Linked DNA regions of Homo sapiens: regions 1 and 3 are each linked to region 2. A link is a loop called in an ENCODE intact Hi-C map of the cell type or tissue named here. Cell type or tissue: heart right ventricle. All regions are shown on one strand. Region 1 overlaps ABL2 (ABL proto-oncogene 2, non-receptor tyrosine kinase). Region 2 overlaps ABL2 (ABL proto-oncogene 2, non-receptor tyrosine kinase). Region 3 overlaps ABL2 (ABL proto-oncogene 2, non-receptor tyrosine kinase).

Region 1 (5,000 bases), 74 kb before region 2:
TGTTGCATAACTTCTGTTTGATATATTCAATTTTTGTATCACCATGCTACATTTTGTGTATTCACAGTCATCTTTAGCTGAGCTAATCTGCTATTTGATTCATCCATTGAACTAATTTCAATTATTATGTCTTTTATTTCTGCAGGTTCTGTTTGATTCTCTTTAAAATCTGGTCTTATAAAAAAATTGTGGTAAAATACATGTAACATAAAATTTACCATTTTAACCATTTGAAAATGTACAGGTCAGTGGGGTTTTTTTTTTTGTTTTTTTTTGTTTGTTTGTTTTTTAAGACTGAGTTTCACTCTTGTTGCCCAGGCTGGAGTGCAGTGGTGCTGATCTTGGCTCACTGCAACCTCTACCTCCTGGGTTCAAGCGATTCTCCTGCCTCAGCCTCCCGAGTAGCTGGGATTACAGGCACCTGCCACCACACCCGGCTAGTTTTTGTATTTCTAGTATAGATGGGGTTTCGCCATATTGGCCAGGCTGGTCCTGGAACTCCTGGACTATTCTATTCCAAGTTGCTACTTCCTGAGAGGGTCACTGGATGTCCCCCTTGGAGAAGGAATCACCTTGGATTACCATCTTTAAATCTTAAAGGGATTTTTCTCATAGGTATTCTACTTAAGTACAGACAAATAATTTAATCATCCCATAGTGTATCCACCATATTTGTGGCTTGTAAATGTTTTAAAACTTGGGCATAAGTAGCTGATAAGTTACAAAAAAGATACAAATTTCAATAAGGTAATTTTAGTTAAAGTGACAGGAAATGGGGGTGCATTTTGAATAGAAAAACACAGAACTCCAAAAACAAGACAAAAAACCATGTTATTTCCAAAGAGAACATCTCAGTTGTGCAGAAAGAATTAACATAGCAGGCCTGATTGAGACTGATATGCTTAGCGAGGTCTGCTTGCAAGGTTGGCCCTTGGCTGGCATCTAGGAACTTGGATTTGGGGAGGAACTCCTGGCCTCAAGTGATCCGTCCACCTCGGCCTGCCAAAGTGCTAGGATTACAAGCGTGAGCCATTGCTCTTTTCATACTGTTGTGTAACCATCCATCACTACCATATAACCATACATGACCACCATCCATCTCCAGAACTCTTTTCTTCTTCCAGACTGAAGCTCTGCATCTGTTAAATTATAATTCCCCGTTTTATAATTTCCTCTAGCCCTTGGCAACCACATTTTACTTTCTGCCTTTATGAGTTTGACTACTCTAGGTTCCTCATATAAATGGAATCATATAGTATTTGCCCTTTTGTAACTGGCTCATTTCATTTAACTTAATCTTCAAGGTACATCTGTGTTGTAACGTGCAGGAGAATTTCTTTTTTTTTATTTAAGGGCTGAATGATATTTAATGGTGTGTATGTAGCCCATTTTCTTTATCCACTCATCTCTTTATGGACTACTTTGATTGCTTCCACTTTTTGGCTATTGTGACTAATGCTGCAGTGAACATGGGCATGCAAGTATATCTGAGTTCCTGCTTTCAATTCTTTTGAATATATATATACAGAAGTGAAATTGTTGGATCATACAGTAATTCTATGTTTAATTTTTCTGAGGAACCACCATACTGTCTTCCATAGTGGCTTTACCATTTTATATTCCCACCAATAATGCACAAGGGTTCTAGTTTCTCCATACCCTCACCAACATTTGTTATTTTCTGTGTTCGTGTGTGTTTTAGTAATAGCCATCCTAATGGCTGTGATGTGGTATCTCACTGTTTTTTTGTTTTTTGTTTTTTTTGAGACAGAGTTTTACTGTGTTGCCCAGGCTGGAGTGCAGTGGTGCGATCTCAGCTCACTGCAACCTCAGTCTCCTGGGTCCCAGCGATTCTCTTGCCTCAGCTTCTTGAGTAGCTGGGACTACAGGAATGCACTGCCATGCCCGGGTAAGTTTTGTAGTTTTAGTAGAGATGGGGTTTCACCTTGTTGGCCAGGCTGGTCTGGAACTCCTGACCTCAGGTAATCCACCTGCCTCAGGCTCCCAAAATGCAGGGATTACAGGCGTGAGCCACCATGCCTGGCCTCTCATTGTCGTTTTGATATGCATTTCCCTAATTATTAGTGATGTTGGGCATTTTTTAACAAGTGTTTATTGGCTATTTGTGTATCTGTTTTCGAGAAATTTTTAAGTCCTTTGCCCATTTTTGAATCTGTTTGCTTTTTTGTTGTTGACTTGTTGGTCTTTGTTTTATAGTGCCATTTTCTTCTTACTATCATTACCCTCTTTTTTTCTTTAAGCATATTAAACGCAACATATTTGTTCCTGAGTAACCAGTTATTCCCAAATTTAGCAGCTTAAAACAAACAACATTTATTCTGAGTGTCAGAAATCTGAGAGTGGCTTAGCTGGGTGGTTCTAGCTCAGGGTCTCTCACAAGGTTCCAGTCATACTGCTAGCTGGAGCCCTTGTATTCTTCAGTGGATTTTAATTATTTGCAGAAATATGAAGTGTTTTGTGTGTAGAGTTTTAATATGTGTGTAAATAGTGTGTTGATACCTTAAAAATTGTTTTTTAGAAATCCTTATTCCATGTTAGCAGAAATTATATGATATGTAAAAAAATCATTTTCAAGCCTCCATCAGTAGTTTCTCAAATTTATCTTTGATAACCCCTGGCTCTTTAGGAAGCACTCTACTTAATGTTCATGATTTGATTGTTGACATTTAGTTCAGTGAAGTAGTTTAATTTCCATAAAAACTTCCTTTGCCCGTTAGGAAACTATTAAGGATGATTGATTTTTCACTTACTAAATTCGTGCTCATGTAACAAGATTCTTGAAAGAGGTTATTGTATTTGAAACACTGGAAATGGTATTTGTCAAAAAAAATGTGTTTCTACCTTGTAGGACCTTCACTGTAGTCAAAATTATGAAATTTATGAAAACTAATGTTAACTCTGTTTTGACCATGGGAAAAAAGATATTTAGGTGAGATTATAAAAAAGTGAATTTATTATGACAGAGTTTGATTAGTAAGTCAAAAAACTGTTCCTCACCAGTCCACTAGGGGATACTCCAGTACTTAGGAAGAAAATCCAGTTGTTGCTATCACTTAAAAATTTGGCCAGGATCGAGACCATCCTGGCTAACAAGGTGAAACCCTATCTCTACTAAAAAAATACAAAAAATTAGCTGGGCCACATGGTGGCGGGCGTCTGTAGTCCCAGCTACTCAGAAGGCTGAGGCAGGAGAATGGCGTGAACCTGGGAGATGGAGCTTGCAGTGAGCCGAGATCGCGCCATTGCACTCCAGCCTGGGCGACAGAGCGAGACTCCGTCTCCAAAAAAAACCAAAAAAACAAAATACAACAGCAACAAAAAATTAGGCCAGGCACGGTGGCTCACACCTGTAATCCCAGCACTTTGAGAGGCCAAGGAGGGTGGATCACTTGAGGTCAGGAGTTCAAGACTAGCTTGGTGAACATGGTGAAACCCCATCTCTACTAAAAATACAAAAAATTAGGTGGGCGTGGTCGCAGGCGCTTGTTATCCCAGCTATTTGGGAGGCTGAAGCAGGAGAATTGCTTGAACCCAGGAGGCAGAGGTTGCAAGTGAGTCAAGATTGCGCCATTGCACTCCAGCCTGAGTGACAGAATGAGACTCTGTCTCAAAAAAGAAACAAACAAACAAAAAATTAAATCCCACTTGCTTACCTGAAAAAAAAAAAAGCAGACATTTAGGGCTGGTTTGAGTTACTGATTTGACAATAATATTCACCTTTAGAAAGAGCCTAGTACATTTTTAAAGTTTAGAAATTTTGTGTGATTTCATTGGCCACTTTTTCTGGTAGTGTTGCCACAAATTGACTTCTTCGGGCACTTTAGAAAAACAGATTATTATATTTTTTTTCTTGATACATGAAAATTATGGTTCTCATTTTTTTTTGCAAGTTGTGCCCTTTTTTGGAAATTCAGAAAGGCTGATATTTGGTGTGAGTTTGTATAATTTTCTCCATCATACCATGTATGCTGTTTAAATGTTTACCTTAGAAAAGTATGAAATATGATATGACCTTTGATATAGACAACAACGCAGAAGATAATTCATTCTGTTACCAAAGATATTTTAAGAGTTTAATGTTATCTTGATTTCTTTCTAGTAATTTAAGTAGTAATTCAAATAGACATAATACAGTGTGACTTAATGCTTTAAAGAAAAATACGTGAAAAGTTCTGTACTTGAAATAGCAAAATTTTAAGAAAATAATTCAGACTCTTGTATTTATTAGGAAGAAGTTATCAGACTTAATGTTTCAGAACATACTTTGAATAACCAAAATTTATTAATTTACTTAACCTAGTTTTAAAATTTTTTCTATGTGATGTGATTGTACAGTTTTTCTGCATGCCATGTGTTTCATTCTTTTATGTCTGGCACATAAGTAATTAAAGGTTAAGTCAATTGTCAGATTTAACTCAACCTGCTTGAGTTAATTTACTTGATTTTTCTGGTACTTACAGGTACAACAAATGGGTGAATTGGTGTGCCATTATGATAACATGACTTGGAAAATGGAAATTCAGGCAGTGTGGGACAAGAACAAGGATATTTATTTGTCCAGTGAGAATAAAAGTGGTCTAGGATTTATTGAGAGTTTGTTGTAATTCGAGCTTGAGTGATAATTTTATAGGATGTTATGGAGATAACAGTGTTGGTGGAAGGGTTTGACATTCCACATTTGACATTCTCTTATCATATTTTTTGGTTTGTCTCTGTCTCCCTAATGAAATGAAATAGGAAACAGCTAGAGAGTGGTGGGATATGAGTAGTTGTGCATTTGGATAGATTGACTAGCATGCTCAAGATGCCAGCCATATCTACCTTTGGTAGAGTGAGAGCCAAGGTATTCCTGTGGATTGTTTTTCGTAACTAAATCTGTAACTACTGAGTATAGAGTCCCTGCTATATACGTGACTAACCAAGGAGTGAAATATGATTGGTTCAAATATTTTGTTATATTTTGACTGTAGGGGAATGGT
Region 2 (5,000 bases):
TAATTTTTGTATTTTTAGTAGAGAGGAGGTTTCACCATGATGGCCAAGCTGGTCTCAACTCTTGACCTCAAGTGACCTGCCCACCTCAGCCTCCCAAAGTGCTGGGATTGCAGGTGTGAGCCACTGCTCCTGGCCACCGGTAAATTGTGGCTCTTTCTTTAATGGCCTAGACACTCAACTGCACGTCATAATTAAAATTATGAGATATTTGAATACTCTTACCAAAAAAATCTAAATCAGTGGTTTTCAAGTTATGTTTTTTACAAGATTAAGGTGATATTTTGTAAATTTCTACAAGAGGCCAAGTCCTTGCTTGCCTACTTTGATCAGGGTATCTCTTCTTTACGTATCTTCTGTAGTTGAGTCCATAGTCTTGTGGCTTAAAAATATTTGAAGACTGGCCGGGCGTGGTAGTTCACACCTGTAATCCCAGCAATTTGGGAGACTGAGGCAGGCAGATCACTTGAGGTTAGGAGTTCCTGACCAGCCTGGCTAACATGGTGAAACCCCATCTCTACTAAAAATACAAAGAAAAAAATTAGCCAGGCGTGATGGCGCATGCCTGTAATCCCAGGTACTTGGGAGGCTGAGGCAGGAGAATCACTTGAACCCAGGAGGCGGAGGTTGCAGTGAGCTGAGGTCATGACACTGCACTCCAGCCTGGGCAACAGAGTGAGACTCTGTCTCAAAAAAAAGAAAAAAAGAAAAAGAAATATATATTTGAAAAAATACATAATTTGAGTATATATATATTTGAAAATATATATATATTTGAAGACCAATGAGCTTGATTATCCAGAGAGAGATCTTGGAAGGTTTTTCCCAAGACTAATTTAGGAAGAATAGGAAAGGCAGATTAAATAAGATTAAACTGAAGTTCTGTGTTTACCCTTGCAATCATCATTTAACTTTTTTATTTACCTCAATTAAGATAAACTCTTGCTGGGTATACTGGCCCAGTCTGTAATCTCAGCACCTTGGGAGGCCCAGGCAGGAGGATTGCTTGAGGCTGGCGTTTGAGACCTGCCTGGGCAATAGTGAGACCCTGTCTGCAGAATATTTTTTTTTTTTTTTTTTTTTTTAAAGATAGCCTTCTATCTATATCTTCAGGCCAGTGAAATATGGGCTTTAAAAAAGAATTCCTAGGCCGGGAGCGGTGGCTCATGCTTGTAATCCCAGCACTTTGGGAGGCTGAGGCCGGCAGATCACGAGGTCAGGAGATCAAGAACACGGTGAAACCCCATCTCTACTAAAAATACAAAAAATTAGCCGGGCATGGTGGCGGGCGCCTATAGTCCCACCTACTCAGAGAGGCTGAGGCAGGAGAATGGCGTGAACCCGGGAGGCGGAGCTTGCAGTGAGCCGAGATCGCGCCAGTGCACTCCAGCCTGGGTGACAGAACAAGACTCCATCTCAAAAAAAAAAAAAAAAAAAAAAAAAAAATTCTTAATCTCTTTTCAAGTTGTTTAGCTTTTCTCCTTTTCTTACCAGGTGTATGTGACTGCTGAGAGCCGCTTCAGCACCTTGGCAGAGCTTGTACACCATCACTCCACAGTGGCTGATGGGCTGGTGACAACATTACACTACCCAGCACCCAAGTGTAATAAGCCTACAGTCTATGGTGTGTCCCCCATCCACGACAAATGGGAAATGGAGCGAACAGATATTACCATGAAGCACAAACTTGGGGGCGGTCAGTATGGAGAGGTTTACGTTGGCGTCTGGAAGAAATACAGCCTTACAGTTGCTGTGAAAACATTGAAGGTGGGTTGCTGAGAATTACAGTTTTCAGGCATCTTTTTCTTTTGTGCTCAATCACTTGGAAATATCAGCATGCCCTTCTTTAACTTTGGAACACTTTCCACCCACTAGTGCCAAGCACATCAGCAAATTGAGATGATTAACCCTAGTGCCATTGCTGACAATGCAGAGGTAGATTATTCACTGCAATGCAGTGAAACCCACATGTGGGAAAGGTCTGTCTCTGGAGGCTGTTGATGTAGATCTTAGTGGGAGGTTAGAAGCAAATTAAAAGTTATAAAAGCAAAATAAGCTCTTTTGCTTCCTGAGAACGACCCCTGCTGGACAGAATTCTTGTCTGAGAGTCATGGGCCTCTTTCTTGTTCTGTCCTTTCTCTCCCTTGTTCTTGTTCCTCCTGTCTCTTTGCAGTTAGATCACTTCTTAATATTAACAGAAATCTTTTTCGTAGTACTACTATATGTCTCCTTTAAACATCCCAGTATCAAATTATAAGGTTTTCACTCACTTGATTCTCCCAGAGCCTCAGTAACTGTCTCTGGTGTATCACTTATAAGGGCTATTCTTTAGCTATTAAGTAGTAGTCAGTTCTGTTTCTTAAGCATATTCTGAGTGTGAAGCAATATATAAGGCCTTGCTCTCTAAGAAGATTATGATCTAAGCAAGAAGATAAGTATGTAAGCAGCTAAGTGCTCTGTCTCGTCATTCAAAGCCTGAGATATCTGGAGAAGTAAACTATGAGAGAACTGAACTATCCAATACAGGGCTCCTGTGTTTCAGTTGATTATAGGACACGATTGCTGAATTTTGCTCCTCCTGCTAATTTTTACTCCAGGGCATTTTTCTTTCTAAGTTGGACTTCTTAAAATAATAATTATTTCAGCTGGGCGTGGTGGCTCACACCTGTAATCCCAGCAATTTGGGGAGCTCAGGTGGGCGAATCACCTGAGGTCAGGAGAGCATCCTGGCCAACATTGCAAAACCCCGTCTCTACTAAAAATACAAAAAGTAGCCAGGCATGGTCGTGCATGCCTGTAATCCCAGCTACTTGGGAGGCTGAGCCAGGAGAATCGCTTGAGCCCAGGAAGCGGAGGTTGCAGTGAGATCACACCACTTCACCCCAACCTGGGTAACAGAGCGAGACCGTGTCTCAAAAAAATAAATTAAATTAAAATAATAATTATATCTTGTAATATGCTAAAATATTCAAAAGATAGTTTTTACTTTTAAAGCTGAAGCTTTATGATTGTGAGATGAATGAAATGATTTTAAGTTGAGGGTTTGTCCCTCTCGTTTTCTTCTTTCTTACCTTTCCCTTTTTCTAGGAAGATACCATGGAGGTAGAAGAATTCCTGAAAGAAGCTGCAGTAATGAAGGAAATCAAGCATCCTAATCTGGTACAACTTTTAGGTGAGGAACCTTGCCTGAACCATAGATTTCCTCCAAAAATGCTTGCCCTTTAACCCCTTGTTATCTCCAAATGCTTTTTTTTTTTCTTTTTAAATATAGAGACAGGGTCTCGCTCTGTTGTCCAGGCTGCTGTTGACGTGATACTTCCGCCTGGGCCTTTCAATATGTTGGGATTACAGGCATGAGCCACCATGCCCCGCCTTTTTTCCTCCCCCAAACCTTTCTTTTTAGTCACCATGGTGGAAGCTGCAGGTTTGAATCCACTTCAATAAATAGTTATTTTAATCAGTAGGTTCTGTGTTTAAAAATAGCCCAAGAAACAGTGGCCTGGATTGATTTTGGTGTATAAAACTGCTCAGTTTGTACTAATTGCCCCAGATTCAAAGTTCAGAAGTGTTCAAAATGGTACTGAACCAAAAACTCATGAAATGTTTTTGCAAAATAAAGAGACATTAAACAAAGGACTGTTGAAAAGAAGCAAATTAAAAACTGTGACCACACCCCTCAGTTTACCTTTACAAGCAGGAAATGCTTTATTATGTTAGATTGGCTTTTCACTGTTCAGGTCACAAAGAACTCTCTTACTAAGCCTTTTTCCTTTTTTAAAATAGGGCCAGGTTTTTTTTTTTTTCTTTTTTTTGGGGGGGTGTGGGGGGTGTTTTTTTTTGTTTGTTTTTTAAATACAGAGTCTTGCTCTGTCACCCTGGCTGGAGTGCAGTGGCATGATCCTGGCTCACTGCAACCTCCACCTCCCAGGTTCAAGCTATTCTCGTGCCTCAACGTGCATCACCACGCCCAGCTAATTTTTGTAGTAGAGACAGGGTTTTGCTATGTTGGACAGTCAAGTCTTGAACTGCTGGGCTCAGGCGATCTGCCTGCCTCAGCCTCCCAAAGTGCTAGGATTACAGGCATGAGCCACTGCACCCGGCCTCTTGTTGGTTTTTTATAAGGAATCTGCCATATATCAGTGAAATCCTTGACTATGGAAATGATGAAAATCATTTTGCAAAGCAGTATTGCAGGTGGGGCTCACATAGTCTTCAGCTTGTGCACAATTGCTATTACTTTTGAATAAGTATTGTTAGCCTGCAGTTGAGGAGGAGAATCATGGGCCATGTGCAAAACTCTAGACATGTTGGTTTTCTTGGCCCCTTATAGAATTAATACAGGTAACTCTGCTTTTGCTCAAATAGACAAATACTCAGAGGCATATGAATTCCCAGAGAACAATACAGTGAAAGCAAGGACTCCCTTATAAACCAGCTTCTTAGTTTTTGCTTATTAATTTCAGAGAACGTGGTGGTAAGAAGGGAAAAGATTATTGCCGAACTAGACCTGAAAAATTGTCAAATTATTCTTGGCCAAAGTGGTTTGGAGTGTTTGAATGTACACTAATAAAAACAAGCACTATTGTTCAACTTTTAGGTGTGTGTACTTTGGAGCCACCATTTTACATTGTGACTGAATACATGCCATACGGGAATTTGCTGGATTACCTCCGAGAATGCAACCGAGAAGAGGTGACTGCAGTTGTGCTGCTCTACATGGCCACTCAGATTTCTTCTGCAATGGAGTACTTAGAGAAGAAGAATTTCATCCATAGGTGTGTAAAACTTACCTCTGACCAACCATGAAGCCATCTTGCTTGACATGCAGATAAAAGGAAGAATGTGAGAACCTTCCCAGAAAATTTCAGATGATTCAAGAAAGTAATTTTGTATTTCACAGGGCCCATTATAATGTCACTTCTAACTTGTAAACCTACTGTACTCTGATTAAAGTATTAATAAGGGGCCTTTGCTATTCTCAAACCTGAGAACTCTCTTAAAAA
Region 3 (5,000 bases), 64 kb before region 2:
GAGTTCGAGACCAGCCTGGCCAACATGACATAACCCCGTGTCTACTAAAAATACAAAAATTAGCCAAGCATGGTGGCATGCACCTGTGGTCCCAGCTACTTGGGAGGCTGAGGCCTAAGAATTGCTTGAACCTGGGAGGTGGAGGTTGCAATGAGCCTAGGTTGCACCATTGCACTCCAGCCTGAGTGACAGAACGAGACTCTGTAAATAAATAAATAGTATTGGAAGCAGAAGAGAAATGGGAAATGAAAGTTAAATGGAAAGTCCGGCATATTGACAAAACTTTAAATAAATATTTGCTGGATCCAGTCAGGTTTAAGAAAGAAGTTGAGGCCGGGCACAGTGTCTGAAGTCAGGAGTTTGAGACCAGCCTGGCCAACATGGTGAAACCCCGTCTCTACTAAAAATACAAAAAAATTAGCTGGGCATGGTGGTGGGCGCCTGTAATCCCAGCTATTTGGGAGGCTGAGGAAGGAGAATCGCTTGAACTCAGGAGGCGGAGATTTCAGTGAGCCAAGATCACGCCATTGCACTCTAGCCTGGGCAAGAAGAGCGAAACTCCCTCTCAAAACAACAACAACAACAAAAAAGAAGTTGAAATGGCTGATAAACCCAAACACACACGCTCAAAAAGAATTGTGAAATAAATTCCAAGGCTAGTATACATTACTCATTAAGTAGTTGTAGCCCAGAAGAGGGCATTGCCAATTTTTTTTTTAAGACAGCGTCTCCCTCTGTCACCCAGGCTGGAGTGCAGTGATGCCATCTCGGCTCACTGTAACCTCTGCCTCCCAGGTTCAAGCGATTCTCCTGCCTCAGCCTCCCGAGTAGCTGGGATTATAGACACGCCCCACCATACCCAGCAAATTTTTGTATTTTTAGTAGGGACAGGGTTTCGTCATGTTGTCCAGGCTGGTCTTGAACTCCTGGCCTTAAGTGATCTCCCCGCCCGGGCCTCCCAGAGTGCTGGGATTACAGGGTGAGCCACTGCGCCCGGCCCATTGCTAATTTTCTCTACTCTCAATTTCTATTAATTTGGTTTGCTTGTCTAGGCTTCCTAAAATAGGACTTATAAAAGTAGCTATTAAGTATTTCAAGTTAATGGTTTAGAAGGTAATTTTTTAAATTAAAAAAATAGTATTACAGGAGTAACTTTATCCAGGGAAAGCATTGTATATTCTTATTAATAAATTCTCATTATATATCTTCATGGGTTTTTATTATTGCTATAATCTTTATGTACAGCTACCTCTTTTTAGTCAAAAACAATATAATGCTACTTTTAACTCAAACTTACATACTTTTAATTTCTGTTTAAAATAAGAAAATGTAATATGGCATACCACACTTTGGGTCATGGAATCATAAGATGTTTGAGCTGAAATAAGTTTTTTCCTTTGTGGACACATTTAGTTTTATTATAACAAAGTGACTTATACAAAGCAACTTGTACACTTTTAACTTTTAAAACTGAGCATCATCTTTCCTTTCCAGTGAAACAAAAAAATTTTTTTTAAAAAAAACAGGGTGAAAATTACAATAGAGAATGTCAATTCCACATAAGATACTACAGGTTTTGCTGATTCTCCCATTGAGTGGCAGGGCTCAAGTCATCATTAGGAGAGAATTTATTTTAAAAGTATTACCTTAAACTGCAAGGATGTCTGTCAGACACCTCAATTTAACATGCCAAAAGAGAAGCCATGTTGTCAAAATGCCCGCTTAACCCATCCAAACATCTCAAATCCACCCTTTGCTGACCTTCTCTAACCCCATTTTTTAAAGTTTTCTTTCCCCCTTTTTAAACAAGAGAAAGTAGACAGATGCATATTGGTAAATGCTAACTGTCCATATTCACGTAGAGACACAGTGTACTGTCTGAGTCCAGTATACAGAGAAAGGAGAAAAGAAGCTAGAATTCTGTGTACTACTACACAGGGGCCTAGCACCCTCCAGCTTCCAGCAGAGTGAAGGGAGCAGGTTTTTCTTTTTTTCCGACAGAGCTAGGTGGTGGTGATTCCATACAGTTTTTGTTCAGACAGGAAGGGATAAAAATGAATTTGGAACAGAAAGGGGTAGAGACTCTTTTACCATAATACTCTGCTCAAGGTATTTACCTCCCAAATAAGTTGAGAATCATGGTGTATAGAAAAGAGACCTCAAGAACAGGGCAAGTGAGCCACAAGAGGGGGAAAAAAAAGACTGCAACTTACTCCCAGGGACTGGAGAAAATTTTAAAAAGGAAGGTTGAATCCATCAGTGTTCTATTAGTCATCTTCTCCTTCACCCTACTGTCCTTCCTTCCCTTTATCATCATCATCATCTTCTTCCTCATCCCCTTCTTCATCAATATCTTCTAATCCTTCCTCTTCCTCCTCCTCCTCCTCCTCATCTTCTCCTCCTTCTTCATCCATATCAGTCGGTAACCAAGTAGTACTGTAATGGGATGGGACAAATGTCATCTTTGATGAACTTTCCTAACATATGAGCACCTGCATCAGAATGGTCAGTAAACCAGATAAAGAAGCTCTCTGGTGCCTCATGCTGCCTCTTCCTGCTGGCTTTATTCTGTGTTTGACTTGAATGTTTCATCGCATCCTTTCCAGCTTTCCATTTGATTTCAGTGGACTTTGAAGATGGAATACCACTCTCATTCAAATGAAATTCGTTGAAGATAACTTTATTTTTAAAGGAAGGATTTTCATCAAAATAAAAGTCTATTCTGTAACCTGACTTAGTATCTTCAAATTCTGTCACTTCAACTTTGGTCAGATAATGCAGTGCGTCTTTGTCCTCCTCCCTAAGCAGTGCAGACACTTGAGGATGGTTGACAAACGTTGTAACCCCAAAACTTGGAACTTTGGCGATCAATTCTCACCTCTTCTGAAAAAGTGGCTGACAGAGTTTATTTTCTGTTCTGCTTTCAGAATCTCCTCCCTTAGTTCATTAAGCCTGTCTATTTCATTTTGTACTTCATCAATATGTTCAGTTGCTTCCTGCTGTTCTTTTTCTCTCTTCGGCAAGTCTAGAGAGGCTGATGATGTCTCTTCCAGTCTCAGAACAGGAGGTGGTCTTGGTTTCTTCTTTTGAGGTGGGCGTGGAGACTAGCATTTAGGGGCCATGCTGCTAGGAAAGTCCAAGAACCAGACCACAAGTCTCCTTGCTCATCAGGAAGAAGCTCAGAAAACTCTGAAATAATTTTAGAGTGATCTTTTCCCCTGCTCCTTAATTTTACAGATGAAGAAATGGAAACACAGTAAAATTCCCGTATCTAGTTATGGCAGAGAAAAGACCAGAACTTTGGTCTTCTGGCTTCTGGTTTAGTGCTCTACAACATTTTAACTTACGTTTGTATTATAATTTTTTTTTAATCATTTCAGTTGTACATGAACAAAAACAGGAATTATCTTTTTTTGTTAGATTGTTGCTTTGTGATTAATTGACCTGAATTGAGTGCTTTCTGCATACATAGAAAGATGCACTCTTTTTGTTGAGAAGGTTAACAGCCTTGTGATTGTCTTCCTTTAAGTGAAAATCAACCTGTACTTTCTAGGGATACATATTTATCTAAACTTTCTAATGTTTTTGTTGTTGTTGTTGTTGTTATAAATTTAAGTGGTACAAGTACAGTTTTGTTATGTCGTGGTGAAGTCTGAGCTTTTAGTGGAACCATCACCTGAATAATGTAAGTTGTACGCATTAAGTAATTTCTCATCCCTCACCTCCCGCCCCACCCACTGAGTCTCCAGTGTCCTATTCTACACTCTGTGTCCATGTGTACACATTATTTAGCTTCCACTTGTGAGAACATGCAGTTCTCTATTTGGGAGGCTGAGTAGGAGATCATTTGAGCCCAGGAGATCGAGGCTGCAGTGAGCCGTGATCTTGCCACTGCACTCTGGCCTGGGTGACAGAGTGAGACACTGTCTCAAAAACAAAAACAAAAAACTTAGCTATTTGTTAAATCAAGAGCCCCAGTGATTCTTACCAGCAATACTATGACAATCCACTTCCAGTTTTCTGTACCTCAAAAAAAATGCTGATATCCTAAAATATTCCTAGTATCCTAAAATATTCCATAAATCAGATATCCTACAAAGCCAAACTGGTCCTTCTTGTTAAAATTAATAAGATTCTATAAGCTGTTAACCAAAAAAGTTTCCACTAACACTGCATACTTAACTCTCCTAAATAAATTTAAATATGCAAAATGTTAATTCAAATCAAAATAATAATAAACACAACCATAAAGCTAGCAATTAAGATTAAAAGGTTTATGAGTGTCTATTAAAGGATAAATGGATAAAGAAAATGTGATATCTGTATACAATGGAATACTATTCAGCTATAAAAATGAATGAAATCATGTCTTTTTGTGGCAACGTGGATGGAACTGGAAGCCATTATCTTAAGTGAAACAGCTCAGAAACAGAAAGTCAAATATGCTGGAAGATCTTCTCTGATTACTTTAATTTTCTAAGCCAGGTCATTGGCTTAGTAAGAAAGGAAGCTATTAGGAGTTTGAAAAGAGAGGAGAGCATATAATTGTCTAGAAAGTGGGAAAGTGAATGGACTAGAGAAATACAGTATGATCACCAGGCAGTGTTAAGGGCTCATTTGAGGCTAAAGGTTCTGAGTTAAAAGTGAGGCCAGTCAGCTTGGTTTTGTGCTTTTTTTTCTCCAGCCACCTTCACTTTAGGAGTAGGAGAATAGTTGAATTTACCCAGCTTGTGGTTCTGCAAAGTGAGTATGTCCAAGTGAGAGAGGAGCAAGTGATTATAATGATGGACCATGGAACTTAAGCTGGTAAGGAGGGAAGAGAGGACTTCACAGGGTGAGAAACAGTGAAAAGATAGTTTGAAGATAGGCTGGGTGCGGTGGCTCACGCCTGTAATTCCCAGCACTTTGGGAGGCTGAGGCAGGCGGGTCATGAGGTCAGGAGATCAAGACCATCCTGGCCAACATGGTGAAACCCTGTCTCTACTAAAAATACAAAAAAA

The links. A loop is a pair of places that touch in the nucleus more often than their neighbours do. Peaks named below come from ENCODE experiments on the same cell type or tissue, not always from the same donor. Only the 100,000 strongest peaks of a DNase experiment are listed, where the experiment ranks them.
Region 1: a loop joins it to region 2, with 11 times the contacts of the local background. A loop is called at or near these places in 77 of 110 quality-filtered maps.
Region 3: it touches region 2 in a loop (2.8-fold over the local background); 79 of 110 quality-filtered maps call a loop at or near these places.

What each region holds. Positions count from the first base shown.
Region 1 is chr1:179,192,052-179,197,051 of GRCh38, reverse strand. All of the region lies in intron 1 of ABL2 (ABL proto-oncogene 2, non-receptor tyrosine kinase), which reads left to right. It also overlaps the pseudogene LOC124900432. Among named protein-coding and RNA genes, the nearest start is that of ABL2, 35 kb to the left of the region's middle. In heart right ventricle, a CTCF peak has its summit at 3,032; no DNase peak of the experiment used is centred here; H3K27ac peaks cover 156 bases.
Region 2 is chr1:179,118,359-179,123,358 of GRCh38, reverse strand. ABL2 (ABL proto-oncogene 2, non-receptor tyrosine kinase) reads left to right here. Exons shown (of 12, transcript NM_007314.4): 5 at 1,492-1,764; 6 at 3,085-3,169; 7 at 4,595-4,772. Among named protein-coding and RNA genes, the nearest start is that of TOR3A, 39 kb to the right of the region's middle. In heart right ventricle, CTCF peaks have their summits at 1,890 and 2,089 (motif pointing left); no DNase peak of the experiment used is centred here; H3K27ac peaks cover 897 bases.
Region 3 is chr1:179,181,963-179,186,962 of GRCh38, reverse strand. All of the region lies in intron 1 of ABL2 (ABL proto-oncogene 2, non-receptor tyrosine kinase), which reads left to right. It also overlaps the pseudogene SETP10. Among named protein-coding and RNA genes, the nearest start is that of ABL2, 45 kb to the left of the region's middle. In heart right ventricle, no CTCF peak of the experiment used is centred here; no DNase peak of the experiment used is centred here.